Linked DNA regions of Homo sapiens: all the other regions are linked to region 1. Evidence: chromatin loops called from intact Hi-C (ENCODE). Cell type or tissue: natural killer cell. All regions are shown on one strand. Region 1 overlaps LOC105373804 (a long non-coding RNA gene). Region 2 overlaps STAT4 (signal transducer and activator of transcription 4). Region 3 overlaps STAT4 (signal transducer and activator of transcription 4).

Evidence for each region. Hi-C counts contacts between places; a loop is a spot of excess contacts. Peaks named below come from ENCODE experiments on the same cell type or tissue, not always from the same donor. Only the 100,000 strongest peaks of a DNase experiment are listed, where the experiment ranks them.
Region 2: a loop joins it to region 1, with 7 times the contacts of the local background. A loop is called at or near these places in 1 of 110 quality-filtered maps.
Region 3: a loop joins it to region 1, with 5 times the contacts of the local background. A loop is called at or near these places in 1 of 110 quality-filtered maps.

The regions. Positions count from the first base shown.
Region 1 is chr2:191,205,548-191,208,047 of GRCh38, forward strand. LOC105373804 (a long non-coding RNA gene) reads left to right here. Exons shown (of 4, transcript XR_923707.3): 4 at 1,627-1,711. Among named protein-coding and RNA genes, the nearest start is that of MYO1B, 39 kb to the right of the region's middle. In natural killer cell, no CTCF peak of the experiment used is centred here; DNase peaks (open chromatin) are centred at 1,164 and 1,434; H3K4me3 peaks cover 1,315 bases; H3K27ac peaks cover 2,443 bases.
Region 2 is chr2:191,114,185-191,116,684 of GRCh38, forward strand. The region is part of intron 3 of STAT4 (signal transducer and activator of transcription 4); the gene reads right to left. Among named protein-coding and RNA genes, the nearest start is that of STAT4, 36 kb to the right of the region's middle. In natural killer cell, no CTCF peak of the experiment used is centred here; DNase peaks (open chromatin) are centred at 447, 1,427 and 1,847; H3K4me3 peaks cover 414 bases; H3K27ac peaks cover 2,296 bases.
Region 3 is chr2:191,125,342-191,127,841 of GRCh38, forward strand. All of the region lies in intron 3 of STAT4 (signal transducer and activator of transcription 4), which reads right to left. Among named protein-coding and RNA genes, the nearest start is that of STAT4, 24 kb to the right of the region's middle. In natural killer cell, no CTCF peak of the experiment used is centred here; DNase peaks (open chromatin) are centred at 1,220 and 2,080; H3K27ac peaks cover 2,500 bases.

The DNA.
Region 1 (2,500 bases):
TAGGAAAACCAGAGACCTTTGTTCACTTGTTTATCTGCTGACCTTCCCTCCACTATTGTCCTATGACCCTGCCAAATCCCCCTCTGCGAGAAACACCCAAGAATGATCAAAAAAAAAAAAAAAAAAAAAAAAAAAAACTCCTGACCTCAGGTGATCCGCCTGCTTCAGCCTCCCAAAGTGCTGGGATTACAGGCGTGAGCCACCGCACCCGGTCTCTTTGCTTTCTTTTAAGTTAAGACTGTAATTGGAATAACTTTCCACATCAATACATATGGAACTGCCTTCTTTTTAACCAAATCCTTGATGGATTTAGGTTTTAGTCTTTTATTAATAATGTTTCAGTGAATAACCCTCACTGTGCATCATTTCACACATGTGGAAGTAAATCTATGGAATACAGTTAGAATTACTAGATTCAAGGATGTGCAGGTTTTTAGTTTTTAAAAACTAAATTGCCAAATTGCCCTTCATAAAGCCCACATTATACCCTCACAATCAATGTATAGAGTGCTATCATCCTATTTCATAAAAACTTTACTTTTCGGTTTATTCATCCACCTCCACGCTCACACACTCAATAGCCCCAAACTGTTCAGCTTCTGAAATGCAAAATTCAAACGTACACCTCGTCCATAACTTTTATCCAACTACTCCCATTACACCCCCACGCCTTCCCCAGTAGTTGGTTGCTGCATTCCCTTCCTCTTCCCATCACACCTAGCTCTGTGATCTGTCACTTCATCCTGAATCAGGCCAACCATTGCCACCTCCAAGCCAACATCCTAGCTACCAAGTGCTCCTAGAGAGAAATTACTCCACCTGGGCTGCTCCAAATTCATATTCCCCAACCTCACCTGGGCCCTCCGCACTGCTCCTTGTGATCAATGCTCCCTTCCCCGGAAGAGTTTTCAAAGCTTTCCATTCTCCTCGGAACTCCCTCCCCACCAACGGATAGCCACCCTTCCAGCTTCCTCGGGGAAATGATAATCCCATTTTTCTTCCCCCTCTCCTCCACTCTTCCTCTCTCCCTTCTCCTTTCCCTTATCATTTAAGCCTCTTCTAGCCTCTGTCATCTAAAAAGCCTCTCTCTTGACTCTGCTCTACCTCTTCCTGTCACTCTCTCGCCTCTCGCCCTGTTCACGGCCTCACTTCCTGTGAGAGAATCCACGCCGTGATTATTCCACCCCATCTCACATTAGTCTCCAAACCTCTGAAGTCTGACTTCAACCATCACAATTAAACTTGCTCTCGTATGCACCCAGTAAGCTGACAGTAATTACTGTCAACCTTCTGCCACTTGACCTCGCTGCAGCATTGGACACTCTTCCATCCTCCTTCATGAAACGGCCTTTTGTTCCTTTAGCTTCTGGCGCCTCATCTCTTGCCACTCACCACCTCCTGTCTGTGCTGCAGCCTTATTCAGCTCTTGACACTTCCTCATGTGGTGGATGGGGTGTTGACTCCTCAACTCTCCGAGTGATTAGTCTAAACCAAACATAGTGATCTCACTCCCCTAGCTAGCAATTTGATCCGGAAGAAGTATGTGACCCAAGCCTGGCCAATAAGACATGAGAAGTTGTCTGCTTGGGATCAAAAGAGATTTTTTTATTATTATTATTCCTAAAGGGTCATGTGGGAAAGACAATATATCTTCTTATGCCGAGGATGGAGCAGAACACAGGGAGGAGGGAAGAGCCAGGACAACACAGAGCAGAGGAGCTCAGCCATGTGGACTCTGCCTGAGGCCACACTGCAGAGGACCTCTTGTTATGTAAGATCCTAAATTGGCTCATGGCTTAGCCAGCTTGAGTGAGGCTTTATTTGCTTGAAGGCATTTGAACCTATACACCATATTCACCTCTCCATTTGTATGTGTTGTTTCTTCTGCCTGGAACCTTTTTACGACCATTTATCTCCTCTTTCCTACTCATCCATGAAGCCTCAACTCAGGCATACTTCTACCAGGGGGCCATCTATGGTCCCTCAAGAGAAGGCATCTTTCCTTTGTGCTCCTATAGTACTGCGTGAGAACAGAAGTATAATAACTTACTTGGGCCAGTGTGGTGGCTCATGTGGGTAATCCCAGCACTTTGAGAAGCCAAGGTGGGGGAGAACTACTTGAGACTAGGAGTTCGAGACTAGCCTGGGCAACAAAGCGAGATGCCCCCCAACCCTGTGCATTTCTATACAAAGTAAAAAGAAAAAAAAATAGCCTAGCACAGTGGTGTGCACCTATAGTTCCAGCTACTTGGGAGGCTGGGGTAGGAGGATTCTTTGAGCCTATAAGTTGGAGGCTGCAGTGAGCTATGATTGTGCTACTGCACTCCAGCCTGGGTGACAGAGCAAGATACTGTCTCAAGAAAAAAAAAATTACTTGAATATAACTCCCACTAGACTGTAATTCTTTGAGGAGGAAGATGACTTTTAGCACCCAACACAGTGCCTGGCACATAGTAATTGCTCATTAAATATCTGCTAAAAGAATAAATATTACTTTCAT
Region 2 (2,500 bases), 91 kb before region 1:
ATACTCAACTGCTAAAATAATTTTAAAGTTGGCCAAGGCATAAAATTTATAGCCTGAAGTCTTGCCAAAATCACGGTAATGAGACCATAAATCAATAGAATGTCCCTAAAAATAAATTTTGCTGGTTATTTGTTGCATACATATTATTATTAAGGTTCCTTGCATATCTAAAATATTATTTTCCTTATGCATATGGTATATAATAAATGGATACTGTGGTACATTTTGTGTGCAGTATAGAATAGTGGTGAAAGCAAAAGAAGAAACGATATATTTAAAAATAAGCATTTCAGTATCGTTTTTCTTACTGTTCTATTCTCACCTCCTCCGTTAAGTTTAACAGGAAGTCACAACTCTCAGTTGCATAACTTGTGTTTTCCATTCTCTGCATATTTTTCAGCTGAGCACTTATTAGAAATATGAAGTCACTTCAAGTGACAACACCATCATGACACCTCCTATCAAAAGTGACGTCACTTTTGTCTATAATCAAAGCACTGGGGCTCTCCTACCAAATCATTTCACTTGCCATAGGGCTACTGCTGTAGATCATGCTTCTTTACGGGCTGCAGAGCTGGGGGCTGCCTTTGGAGTGGAGAGACAGCAATTACAAACGTTGAAGAGGATGGAGTTCTGCTTTCAGTTCAGCTCAGCAGCCACATAATGTATTGTTGAAGCAGTGGGAAGGTATGTTCCTACCCTCGCAGGCAAAATTTCACAGACTTTTATGTGTTGTCATTATTGCCATTGTTATTTTTTTGTTTCCAGAACTGATGTACTGAATCGCATATTAGTTTATGTGATAAAAAAGGTAAATTTGTTTTTTCCCTCTATATTTGGTATTTTGATTTTTTTTACAACAAGTATGAAAGTGTGTTACTTTTATAAACAGAAAAAAGTATCTGTTTTTCAATTCTACCAACACTTATGGAGGGTCTGCTATATGCCACACACTGTGCTGAGTATTGGGAATCCAAAGTTGAAAGAGATAATTCCACCTCCAGGTCATTTCATCAAAAACCCATTCACCAAGAACCCATTTGTCAAGGTGATTCCTGGTCCTTTGTTCTCAAAAACTCACAAGCTAAAAGAAAACACAGACATGTAAGCAGTCATGAGATGTCTGCTTCATTGGTGATGAACAAAGCTATTGTTCAAGGCTCAGAGAGGAAAATAATTCTTTGGAGGTTAGGAATGGATCCAATGAAATAAAGCAACCTTGGTGTCTCACCCTAGGAGACATAGCTTCATAAGAGGGTTGTGGGTTGGATTCCATCACCCACTTGTCCTTCTGTCTGGTTCATTTGTGCAAGACATAACCTGTCAACCACGCTTCAATGCCTTGGAGAACTCTACTGTTTTGAAAACATCTGCTTTGGTCTTGATGCTATCTTATCAGATTCTGCAAAAGCTGACCAGCCATTTCCGTTGTGTCTCATCAGGTCCTTAGTCACCTATGACAATTGGACCGAATGCTCCTCCCACAAGCAAAATCACCATAGCTTGTTTCCAATGAGAATCTTAGGTTACATTAAGTATCTGGGTGATTCAGCTGGTACCTGACCTCAGTCCTCAGAAATACTGACTTTCTGTCAATGCATAGACAGTGAAGAATAAATTTTGTATTTTCCTGTATATGTTATGCCAGGATTATATTCATCAATAAACTTCAATTTGGGAGGTGGAGAAGAGTCCAAAAATGTACTCTTATTCTAAATACTAGGTCCTCTTTCTGACTATTCAAGTAGGGCTACTTACAGAAGGCCAGATACAACTATATCTATTCTACATTACTGCTTACTTCCTGCAGGAGTAAGGTATTAGTCATATGGTACGTTTGGTTGAAATGAACATTATGACCACAGAAAAAACTTAGAATGTGTTGGATTGTCAGAAAAACTTCATTTGCTTGAATTGTGCTCTGATCATTACATGTAATGCTTTGGTAAGGGCCGTGATGGACAAAGTCAATGGTACTCTTCCATTCCCAATGTGAAGCTAAGATCACATATGTACCCTTTGTTCACTGATGCTGACAAGAGGGAATTGGTTTGATAATACAGTGCTTTTACACCTATGATACGACACCACCTTCTCTGCAGAATCATATCACCTGTACATTTCATCCTAAATTAATGCCCTTGTCAGCTGGTCTTGTGGCTGTGCAATTACTTTGCAAGCTAAAATTTAGATAAAGAAGAATCAGCCTAGTTATAATAAAATAGCCCAAGGAAAGTTGAGAAATGCTAATTCAAGTTAGAAAGAAATACCCGAGTAGCCTAGAAAATAATCTTCTAATAAAATCAGTGTAGATTTACAATAAGTTAAAAGGAATAACCTTATAGATTTAGAATTTTTTTAAAAGCATATTGCATGAAATTTAGACAAAGGTGGCATGCTTTGGGAACAGTCCATCCCACTTAACTTTCTCGGTTAAAGCAGGACACCACTGAAGGCTGCTTGAAGACTCAGCTCCAGTATAATTACTTGCAATTACTTA
Region 3 (2,500 bases), 80 kb before region 1:
ACCTCATTGTGCACTTAAAAGCCCACTGGAGGTGAGATCACTATGTTCTTGACAGAAGTAGCCAATCAGAGCATATGGTAATAGACAACTGGAAATTGACTATCTACTGAGCCATTGGCTGTGGATCCTCATTATTTATTATTATTATTATTATTATTATTATTGAGACAGGGCCTTGCTCTGTCACCCAGGCTGGAGTGCAGTGGTGCAATCGTAACTTGCTGTAACCTCAAACTCCAGGGCTTAAGTTATCCTACCACCTCAGCCACCCAAGTAGGTAGTACTACAGGTGTACGCACGCTACCATGCCCAACTAATTTTTTGTAGAGATAGGGTCTCACTATGTTGCCCAGTCTGGTCTTGAACTCCTGGCCTCAAGCAATCCTCCCACCTCAGCCTCCCAAAGTGCTGAGATTACAGACATGAGTCACCATGCCGGGCCTGGATCCTCATTATTGAAAGGGAGTGCGGGGAGAGTTAGATTTAAGTTGAGCAAATCTTTTGTCCCCAGGTCATCTCTAGGAAAGGCAGTAATGAAAGGTCAGAGGGTGCCTGGTGACTTGATGAAAAAACCAACATCCTCCCTGAGTCATGAACTTCTTGTTGGTAAATTAAAATGGATACATTTGAAGTTATTTGTTTGGACCCATTAAAGGAAGCTGTTCAATGCCTACAAATTAAATTTAGAGATCTACTAAGTTTAGATATCTGCTTGACCGTTGCTCCCTTCAGTCACAATTTTAAAGCTAAACATAAATTAATTTTGAACTGATTTGGATTATACTGACAAACTTGTTTTCAAGCAGATCTATTTATTTTTGCTCCCATTTTTATGCTTTTGCTTATTAAACCTACTTTAACAAAATTTATATTAAAATATGTTAGAGGCCTATTTAAGGTAAAAAGTCTTGTGAGCTGTCTCGGTTTTGATTAAGTATCTCTTTGAAAGTTTCCAAATCACAATGGGTTTAGAACAGTGTAGATGGCTTTCTTATAGGTCTTCATCTCCATGAAATGGGGACAAATAAACATTTTCTAAAAACTTAGTTGAAAGACACAATTATCCTACTTTTTATGTGATTATCTGCCCAAATTTTGCTTAACAACCACCATGATGCTCCTAGCCAATGAAGCAATAGATAGTGAAAATCAACAGCTGACTGTGAACACCTTCATGTCGTCTTTCTCTACCAGCATCTGTATCTCCCCACCCACTTCCTCAGTGGTACGGTTAGTTGTCACACTAGAGGCTGTAGAAATCTCATTTTTTTTTCCTGGCCACAGACTGCCCTCTGGGTTGGCAGCTTCTCTGCAAGCTTCTGTTACAGCTGTCAGGCCAGCAGATTCACATGCTGGGGTTTCCATGTCAGCTCCTGGACAGATTGGGTGGGTTTCTTCTGTAAGTACCCAGGATGACATGGGTCTTGGACTTGACTTTTCATCACATGAAATAGTTTCCCCTCACCTTGGTATATTACAGCTAATCTTGTTTGTTTGTTTGACATTCTGGCTCTGTCATCCAGGCTGGAGTACAGTGGCATGATCACGGGTCACTGCAGCCTCTGCCTTCTGGGTTCAAGTCAGCCTCCCACCTCACCCTCCCACGTAGCTGAGTCTACAGGCACACACCACCATGCCCAGCTAATTTTTTAATCTTTTTTGTAGAGATGGGGTCTCCTTATGTTGACCAGGCTGGAGGCTAACTTTTGTGTTATGGAAAATAAAATCCATCCAGTCTCTGGATGATTTGATGAGAGGGAGAACAGAGGTTAGAATGAGAAAAAAAAAACCAAAAAAACTCAGTGTCAGAATTCTCCAATATTCTTTTGCCTACAGCAGACAAGGGGTGGGTCTTCCTAGAGAGAAAATCAGCTCTGGATATTTTTCAATAAAAACATATTGAAACCTTTGATGGTTCCCTATTAAGTCCAAACTGCTTAGCATGGCATTCAAGATCTTCGCTTAAAGTGCCTCGCTTGTTTGTGAGATAGGAAATCTCATGTTGTCATGTTCTTGCTCTTGCTGTACCAGATACTCTTTTTCTTCTACTCCTCTTCAGAGAGTCCTGAACTATGCTTTTATAACCAACCCATGTGTTTCTAACTGTGAATTATGATTGCATATGCCTCTACCACGGTGCTTACCACACTACATCATAAATATTCATTTTCACTTTGTCTCCATTCTAGGTAGCAAACTCTTTCAACATAAGAATTTTATCTAAGCACTCTTCACTTTATGCCTTTGCCAGTCAACACTATCCTGATGTTAACATCCATATGATGTAATCAATATTCAGTCAACAAATATCTGGAGTAGATAGCCATTGTACCCCAAAGTAAATCATATGAGCCCTACTTTTAAGAAATCCAAGCTGTCACTGGAATAAAAATGATGTTTCATCATCCACAAAGTAATTATTGCATAAAGAAGCCCCATACTCTGGCATCCACTTTACAAAAATAAAAAATCAGGGAAAGGATGAATCGTCATGGACTCG